Linked DNA regions of Homo sapiens: region 1 is linked to region 2. A link is a loop called in an ENCODE intact Hi-C map of the cell type or tissue named here. Cell type or tissue: CD4-positive, alpha-beta T cell. All regions are shown on one strand. Region 1 overlaps TMEM252-DT (TMEM252 divergent transcript). Region 2 overlaps TJP2 (tight junction protein 2).

Evidence for each region. Peaks named below come from ENCODE experiments on the same cell type or tissue, not always from the same donor. Only the 100,000 strongest peaks of a DNase experiment are listed, where the experiment ranks them.
Region 1: a loop joins it to region 2, with 23 times the contacts of the local background. A loop is called at or near these places in 6 of 110 quality-filtered maps.

Annotation. Positions count from the first base shown.
Region 1 is chr9:68,581,802-68,586,801 of GRCh38, reverse strand. The region is part of intron 2 of TMEM252-DT (TMEM252 divergent transcript); the gene reads right to left. Among named protein-coding and RNA genes, the nearest start is that of LINC01506, 38 kb to the right of the region's middle. RefSeq lists an enhancer at 2,059-2,148. In CD4-positive, alpha-beta T cell, CTCF peaks have their summits at 1,994 and 2,195 (motif pointing left); a DNase peak (open chromatin) is centred at 2,181.
Region 2 is chr9:69,190,745-69,195,744 of GRCh38, reverse strand. The region is part of intron 1 of TJP2 (tight junction protein 2); the gene reads right to left. Among named protein-coding and RNA genes, the nearest start is that of TJP2, 19 kb to the right of the region's middle. In CD4-positive, alpha-beta T cell, CTCF peaks have their summits at 2,206 and 2,412 (motif pointing right); a DNase peak (open chromatin) is centred at 2,414.

The DNA.
Region 1 (5,000 bases), 610 kb after region 2:
AGAATTTCCTGAAAGAACATCTTTAGGTTATGATTGAAGTCAAGTATGATTCTTTCAAAGGTTTCCCTTTAAGAAATTTTATTAGTAAAAGTAAGGTTAAGAAACATATGTAAATATACAGTATATGTATAGTACATAGTATAGTATACATACATACATATAGTATATGTTTTGTTACTATATATACACTATATATATGTAGTAACAAAAGGAGTGTACTCTGATTCTCACCCATAATGTTTCTATAGATGTATCATTTTGGCTTAGATGAAAGCGAGCAATCAAAAAGATGAATCACTCTATCTCTTCCTTAAAAATAACTCTTTAAAGTGCTAATAAATGCTTATTTAATAAGTCTGTATATACATATATAAAATGGGAGAATAATATATTGAAGGAATTTGTGTTTATCTTATTAACGTGGAATGGTAAAAATTCTTTTAGTGTATGATAATAGTGTAAAAAAGTTCCAAGACTGGGTCTTTTTTAATACCAAAAAAAGATATAAAGTGCATGTGTTGGCAAACTTAAAAAAAAATTACACATGTAATACATGGTTGGGTAGATAAAATGTGAAAATACAGATAAACCAAATGGAGGGAAAAATGAGAAATATTTAATATTACTTATAATTGTACCATCCAGGAATAATCATTTTAGGATATATCTGTCAGACTTTTAAAAATGTATGTATACACACATATATTACACAAATGGGGTCATGCTGTTTTAGAACCTATTTTTTTAAACTTAGCAACATATTGCGACTGTCCATCTATGTCAATGTACTCCTCAGCATCATTTAAAGGAGTGGTCCCCAACATTTTTGGCACCAGGGACTGGTTTCATAGAAGACAATTTCTCCAGGGATGATGTGGGGGATGGTTTTGGAATGATTCAAGTGCATTACATTTATTGCACACTTTGTTTCTCTTATTATTACATTGTAAAATATAATGAAATAATTATACGACTCACCATAATTTAGAATTCGTGGGAGCCCTGAGCTTGTTTTCCTGCAACTAGACCGTGTCATCGGCGGTGGGGCGGGGGTGGGGGGGTGGGTGACGGGAGACAGTGACAGATCATCAGGCATTAGTTAGATTCTCATAAAGAGCACGCAACCGAGATCCCTTGCATGCGCAGTTCACAATGGGGTTTGCACTTCTATGAGAATCTAACATCACTACTGATATAACAGGAGGTGGAGCTCAGGTGGCAATGCCAGCAATGGGGAGCGGCTGTAAATACAGATGAAGCTTCGCTCGCTCGCCCACCACTCATCTCCTGTGTGTAGCTCTGTTCCTAAAAGGCCACGGACCCATACCGGTCTGCAGCCCGAGGGTTGGGGACCCCTGAAAAATGATCGCTTATTATTCCATGTTGAAGTACATCTTAAACCTTCTCCAATCCCCCACTACTGTCTATATAACAACCTGAAGTGTATCCATTCAAGGAATGTGTTCTTGGCCACAAAAACAGGGTGCTTGAAAAACAAATCCCAGCAGAATCATTCTTGTCCTTACGTTAATCACTACAGGGCTATTTTCAGAGCACTCCAGTGGAGCATACCGCAGTCTTCCAAAAGGGTCTTTAGGTGGTGCTATTGGATGGAACGGTTCCTTCGGAAGAGAGATGATTCATTTGCTTGGGGGTGGGGGGTGGGGGCACATCAACCCCGACTTGATTCCTCCTGTTATCTTTGGATATTCTGTATTAACTCCAATTCCCTCAAAAAGAAGTGGCAAGGATCGATCTTTAGCAGTTGTTCGTGACCTACATGCATTCTTGAAACAAGGCACACTTTAATAGGTTTAATGTTTCCTGCAAACTGTTGTGGATAGACTGAGCAGAACAAAATGCCTTTTCTGCTGGGTAAAGAGTACCTGGCACCCCCTCCCTGCCCCCCAATCCCCCCACCTCCCGCCAAAGTCACCTGCTTACGTCAGACCAGCCCTGATGCGATGGAAATGCTGAACTGAAGTGTGCTCCCATGGTTTGAAGAGCACATTTTTCACTGGCATCATGCACACAGGACAAAGCATGTCTCTTAGATGAAAGCATCTTTAAAATGACATAAACAAATACAAATTGGAATCTCAGAATGCAGTTTAAGGACCTCACTGCCCCCCTCTAGTGGTCATGTCGAGTTTCATCGGGTCTCTTGACCACAGACCGGGTCCTGTCCTAGGAATTCTGGCGCCCTCTTGTGGAGGGCAGGAGGAGGTCTTTGTAGACCGGCAAAGACCAGCGGGGCCTGCGTGAAAGATGCTAAAGACGAATTACCTCCTCTCCCTCAAAGATTCCCTAAAAGCAGAATCGAGTCAATTCTCATTCATTCTTTTAGGGCTGTATGTCTTTTAAAAATGCATTGCATTCTTTGCTGCCTGCTTGGAGTACAATGACCGACATTAACCATTTTCTCAGAGATTCAGATTTTTCCTTTTAAAAAATTGGCTCCGGCCCCATGAAAAACAGCTGTAAATGCTCAGAAGCTGCTGAGATCTGATCACAGTTCTACTTTTTTTTCCACTATGAAGCCTGCATGCGAACTCCCTGCAGCCTGCAATGCTTTCTGGGTTTTCATTTCTGTTTCCATTTTCACCTTTTCCCTCATTGTCTTGCTGCCAGTCTCTAACACCACTCCTGACCTCTTCCTTCCTTCTAACCTGCTGTGGGATCAGAAGTGAGGTAACAAAGCTTGCTATAATTCTAATTTATCAACAGAATAAACAGACCCCCGTCAATACTGGAAATGCTCTCCCCTTTGCAAAATACGAAATGTCTTTTCTAAATACACGCATGCCTTTTAGTGCCTATGTAATCCTTATCCAGTGAGTGGGAAAGAGTTAAAAGAATGAAAGTGTTAAAAAGAAATTTCTCTAGGACGGGCAGCTGATCCTGTGAGCGGGGAGCTTTGGAGGCAGCCCTGGTTTCTTTCTTTCTTTCTTTCTTTCTTTCTTTCTTTCTTTCTTTCTTTCTTTCTTTCTTTCTTTCTTTCTTTCTTCCTTCTTCCTTCCTTCTTTCTTTCTTTCTTTCTTTCTTTCTTTCTTTCTTTCTTTCTTTCTTTCTTTCTTTCTTTCTTTCCTTCTTTCTTTCTTTCCTTTCTTTCCTTTCTTTTCTTTTTTTTTGAGACGGAGTCTCACTCTTGTTGCCCAGGCTGGAGTGCGGTGGTGCGATCTTGGCTCACTACCACCTCCGCCTCCTGGGCTCAAACGATTCTCCTGCCTGTGCCTCCGGGGTAGCTGGGATTACAGGCGTGCACCACCACGCCCAGCTAATTTTTGTATTTTTAGTAGAGACAAGGTTTCCTATGTTGGCCAGGTTGGTCTCAAACTCCTGGCCTCATGTGATCCGCCCGCCTAGGCCTCCCAAAGTGCTGGGATTACAGGCGTGAGCCACCGTCCCCTGCCTGATTTCATCTTTGCCTCCTTGGCCTGGTTTCTGCTCCCTGGGCTGGAAGCGCTGTCCCCTGGTGGTGGGGAGGGCCGTGTGCTACATAGGACTGAGGTTTCAGAAAAAAAGTTCTGCAGGTGTGGATAAACAGAATGCTAAGCGGATATTGCCCAGGACAGCATAAGTGGAGGAGAATCTCAACCAGAGTCAAGGTTGTGTATGTCTGTAACCAAGGGTGCAAATGTCAAGGTGAGAAGTGGTAATGCGGCACCTGGAGATCGCGGCGGGTGATCCAGGACAGGGCAGTGGGAGTTAGATAGAATGGTCATGTTTTTTTTCCTAATAAGCTATTTATTTACTTTTGGCAAATAAAAATTGCATACCTTTACAGTATACAACATGATGTCTTAATGTATGTATATATTGTGGTATAATTAAATAAGTGGTTTAACATATTCATCACCCCCACATAGCTATTTTTTTGTGGTGAGAATATTTAAAATCTATTCTCTTAGCCATTTTCAAGTATGCAATGCATTGTTATTAATTATAGTCACCATGCTGTATAATAGATCTCCATAACCTATTCCTCCAGTCTAACTGAAACTTTGTACCCCTCTCAACTATTCTTGACCTCTGGCAACCACCATTCTACTCTACGCTTCTGTGAGTTTGACTTTTTGAGAGTCCATACACAAGGGAGATCAAGAGTGGTCCTATTTTAATGTGGTGCTGGCTTTGTTGCATGGAAATAGGCTGTTACTTGGGCAGAGACAGTGGGATGGGGGATATTTGTAACAGAAAAAGTTCTCAGATTGAGATGTTTTGTTCCTTAAGGAAATCATCTTCAGACAGGGCTCTCCTGTAGTGTTAAATGGAATCCTACAAAACACCAGTGTTCCATGAGTTGTCAGTAGGTGGTCTATAAAAATTATTTTCTATATTCAGGTAACTTTTGGCAATTACACACCATATGTGCTGAAAAGCTTGTTAACCAGCGCAGACCCATACTCTGCCCTTCTTCTCCCTGGACCCCCTGCCAGGTCACCTTGTTCTGGTTCCATCTCTTGATCAAAGGCTGTAACTTCAGTCAGGCTGACTTCTCTCTGGAGGGGTTTCTGGTACCCTGCTGGTGCTAGTGCTGGGGCGTTGCACTCCTCTTTGTGATTTCCCTATATCCTGCCCATACCTTTATAAACAATATTTTTACAAAACTATTCTCGAATTACCCAAAGTGAGTATGCCATCTCCTGGCTGACACACCATATGTTTCATTAGAGAAACGTGATGCCCAGTAGCATTTTAAAATACATTAATCATATTGGTTAATTTGTTCATAGTGGCCTCTTCTACTGGAACACAATCACAGTGCCTGGTGCATAGAAGGTGCTTGTCTTAGATGGGGTTTTCTTAGGAGCAGACACTTAACCAAAAATGTGGGTGCATATGATTTATTAAGGAAGTGCTTCCTGGAGAAACTGCTAAGGGAGTGGGGAGGCAGGGTGGAGTAGAGGAAGAAGCCAAGCAATTGAGCAATGCCAGGAGAAAGTCCCAGTCTCAGCCTGATCCCATGGGGCACACTGAGGCATAGCTGGTTTTTTTTG
Region 2 (5,000 bases):
TTTGGTATATATGCACAAGCTCCCTAATGCCTACGCCTTTGTGAACACCATGGAAAAGGGGGGGCCTGAAACACATCATCACTGATTGGACATTAACAATATGCCAGACACCGTGCTAAGTATTTTATGGCTATTGCCTATTAATCCTCCAAAAACCCTATACCCTAACCCTACTCCTGCTTTTTTCACATACAAAAATAGAAGGCCTGAGATCTCAAGGAACTTGCCCATGGCAAGGCCCCACAGCTAACAGGTGCCTGGTCACAATTTGAATGCAAATTTGCATGAGTCCAATTTTCATAAGATATGAGACCAAAAAAAAAAAAATCAGCTGATAGTTACATTTAAGACCTCTATGTTCCTAGTTCTGATACACTAAGCTAAGCTATAAACAGATCATTCTTATTTGTAATTACAAAGAAGCCATTAATAAGCCAAAAGGAAGGTGCTAATTTGGCAACACAGGCACAGCCCTGTGTACCCTATAATTTTAAACCTGACTAAACTTATATAACACTAAAACATAGCTTCACTTTAAAAAAACAAACATACATACAAACCACCACCCCCATAATAGGCACCAAGATAAAGATAATCATAAACGGCTTTGTCAAAAAGGCAGGTTGAAAAAACAATTATTAGAGCTGCTCAGCTAAATGTCACCATCAAGGTTGGCCCCATAGGAAACACACAAGGTCAATCGTTCCCTCCCAGACCTGGGGCACCATCAGATGATGGTTCCCACAGAAAAGAGGGACACATTAGTACCACCTAGCAATGAGCCTGGTTAATCCCATAAAGCCAGTGAGCCTACATACGGAGTCCTGAGCTTCAAACACATGCCTTTCCTATTAGAATTGGAGAATAAAGGCAAGAACCCCACCCTTTGGGTATTACGTAGCCAACCCCTGGGAGCCTGTTAAAAATACAGAATCTCAAGCCCTAACTTGGACCTACTGATAAAAATATGCATTCTAACTAGAGCCCCTATGTGATTAATATGCACATTAACGTTTGAGAAGCACCTCCCATCAGGGAGGTGACGGGGAAAATAATGTTTGAGAAGCACCTGTCTAGCAGTACTCTCCAACAGAAGTTTCTACCATGGTGACGATGTTCTATAGCTGTGCTGTCCAACACAGTAACCACTAGCCACATGTGGCTACTGAACATGTGAAATGTGGCTACTGCAACTGAAGAATGCAATGTTTAATTTTAGTTAATTTAAATTTGTAAATAGCAATATTTACTATATAATTAACCATATCCCTAGCAGTCATTTAAGCCATTTCCTTTTTTTTGCTAGTATAACTAATGCTATGGCAGACACTGTGTGCATATAGCTCCCCCTCCATATTTTGTAGTTAACTATAGATCAAACGGCATTTTTAAGCCTCTTCATGTGTAATGACCTATAACTTTCAGCAATTTACAGTGCTGCAACCATGAGCAGAATGCCAGGTATTAAGAAAAAAATAGTACTTATTTTCAAAAACAGTGAAATTCATTTTTATACTTTAAGAATCCTTTTGGTGTCTCTAAAATTTTTCCTGGGAAGGAAAAATAAAAAGGCTGTGGGAGCGCAGAGGAAGACTGTGAATTCCTTATAGAGGCACATGACAAAACTTAGTAAATTGATACTTTGAAAATACTGATTTAACCAGCTGTCAGTAAGAGACACAATAATTTTATTTTAAACCGTTAATCTATGGACAAGACTAAAAATCTTACAATTTATGGTTTCAACTGCATAAGTATGTTACATATTTAAAATACCATAAACGTAATAACTGAATGTGTTCTTGCATGGTATACTTAGCACAATGACCAATGCCCACTGCACCTAATGGAAATCAACAGACAAAAAGAAACAATTGCTCCATCATACTGGAACATACTCCATCCAGGCAGGGGGCAGCAAAGACAAGAGACAGGGAGGGGAAAGGTGAGGTTTCCTGTATCAAATGTGGAGCCAAAGCCATGCAAAAATCAACAAGCCTTCCTAATTCTTTTGACTTAATAAAACACAGCAGATGAAATTCAAGCAAGTTATAAAAAAAAAAAAAAAGTTCAGGTGTTTGAAATAGCCTTGTTTCTAAACTTAGAAAAAGACCTCATTATTCTATCTTGTATGCCATTATCACATAAACTGAGTGAAACTGACAGTCTGCATCCTTAGTCCATTGGTGACACGGGAAACTTCAGGTATGGGCTGACGTTTTTTTTTTTAATTCTGAATTAAACGTTATTAAGCTCCTCTCAAAAAGTCCGTACTTGCCTAGAAACAAAAATTACTGGCAGAAATTATATGTGATTTCAAAGCATAAAAAGGCACCCAATTTTCCTTTTTGTAGAATTTGTAGCTATAGGAAATCATCAAAGGCCACTGCCTGGTAACAGATGTATTATCCACTAGGTGGTGCAGTCATGCAGAAATAAAAAGGGAGAGACTGCCGGTTCCCTACGAATTGAAAATTTCAAAACATAATTTAGATGAAATTAGAAATAGACTTTAAAAATTACAATAAAAGCCAGGCACGGTGGCTCATGCCTGTAATCCCAGCACTTTGGGAGGCCAAGGTGGGTGAATCGTCTGAGCTCAAGAGTTCAAGACCAGCCTGGGCAACATGGTGAAACCCTGTCTCTACTAAAAATACAAAAATTAGCCAGGTGTGGTGGCGCACGCCTGTAGTGCCAGCTACTCAGGAGATTGAGGTGAGAGGACAGCTTGAGCCCAGGAGGCTCAAGTGAGCTGAGACTGTGCCACTGGACACTAGCCTGGGTGACAGAGTGAGACCACATCTCAAAAAAAAAAAAAAAAAAAGTGAGAGAGAAGGAAGAAAGGAAGACCCTGGCACTGATCACACCTGCAGTGATGGCTCTCTCAGAGTCACTGAGGCCAAGGGAACCATCCAAGGACTTAGCACCAATCAAGATCCCCTTGTCACTGTGAGGAATGAATAAAGCAACCCATAATGTCTACACCAGGTCCCAAAGCCACTGCTGCAGCACGCTACTGAGGAGTAGGTAAGAAACTGGCATTAGGGTATGCAACAGAAATGTTTACTAAACATTCTGAGAAACGGATGTACACACCAGAATAAGAACATATTGAAGGAAGAAACTGCACTATCAAGAAATGTTTATCTGAAGGAGAGCAACAAACCACCACCAAAAACTGTCTAGCGAAAGAAAATCCAAGCAAGAACTTCTACAGCATTTGCCAAGATGAATTAGGCTTTTGCTTCCTCTTGGGGCCTGGAGACCAAGAGACAGACAATGTCAAACACACCAAGCTTTCTCCGACTGCTCCAGTTTATAAGTAGTTCAAGTTCCTGGTACGCACTAGCCAGCTGTATGATCTCTAGGTTCTCTAAGCATCCAGTGAATAACACTCACCTCACAGGGTTCTTGGTGAGGATCAAGTGAGAATTTAACATGAAAGTTTTTTTTTTCTTTTTTTGATACAAGTTCTTGCTATGTTGCCCATGCTGGTCTTAAACTTCTGGGCTGGAGCAATCCTCCTGCCTCAGTCTCCCAAGCAGCTGGAATTACAGGCATGTGCCACCATGCCCAGCTTTATGTAGAGGTTGCTATAAACTGTAAAGTACCACTCAAATGAGGGGTGTTTCTAATATTAATATAAGCCCCACTGTAGCAACGGCAATCAACAGTGGTATAAGCTTAATATAAGATTTAAAACATACGGCTGGGCATGGTGGCTCACGCCTGTAATCCCAGCACTTTGGGAGACAGAGGCAGGTGGATCACCTGAGGTTAGGAGTTCGAGACCAGCCTGGCTAACAAGGCAAAAACCCTGTCTCTACTAAATATACAAAAATTAGCCAGGCGTGGTGGTACGTGCCTATAATCCCAGGTAGTCAGGAGACTGAGGCAGGAAAATCGCTTGAACCTGGGAGGTGGAGGTTGCAATGAGCTGAGATCATGCCACTGCACTCCAGCCTGGGCAACAGAGTGAGACTCTGTCTCAAAAAAAAAAAAATTTTAAAAATGAACTGCATTCAGTCATTGAACGTTTAGTCTCTATTGTACATCAGACTTTGAAAACAAAGACCTGTCAACATAGGACACAGTCCCCACCCTCAAAATGATGTTTGTTTTTAGGACACAGAAAGGTCTGGAAACAGCTAACGGACCTGGAGTAACAGTGACTGATACATACATTCATTCGCTCAAAGCCTTTCTGAACCTTCTAAGCCAAAGGAACCTCACAAAATTTCTCCACTGCTTTTCATTTCTCCAAGCCTTTGAAGCCACACCAGCACTTTATTGTTACTCTGAAGTTTCCTCTGACAGGAAATAACGAACTGTTTGGAACTGAAATAGTCAACAACTCAGAAACACAACAGTACATGTTGCAAAGTTGAAATCCTGCAATCCAGAGAAATAGGAACATCTGAAACATCAGAAACACAGAAATGTTTGATGATACAAAGACATTGCAGTTTTATAGCCTTTCTACATCCTAAAAACAAAATATGCTTTTATTGGTCACCACCTAACACGGAGGAAATCTGCATTTGCAACTTCTCAAGTGGCCCTTGTTATCAGGTCACCTTACTACATTGAAACCAGAAGCAAACCTGTCTGTCAGTGCTCAGATCCAACCCTTTTTCCTTTTTGCTTTTCCAAGCTATGAGTGACTGCAGACAGGGGCATCTCATGCAGCCAGCATCTTCCCACAAGTCAGCATCCTGATCTACTATTCCCAGATTGCAGAACAGGAGACAAATCAAGCCAACACCCTGCTTCCAGGAGGTCTGAGGCAGGAGCCAGGAAACATTTTCTCAAAGGGCCTGACAATAAATATTTTAGGCTTGCCACTACAAGAGGCAAAATCACGGAGATCATATAGATACTTACATAACCATTTAAAATGCAAGAACAGTTCTTAGCTAGCAGGCAGAAAAAACAACAAACACGCAGCTGGCTATATGTAGCTTGCCAACCACCAGACTCAATTTATGCAAAACTTAGTA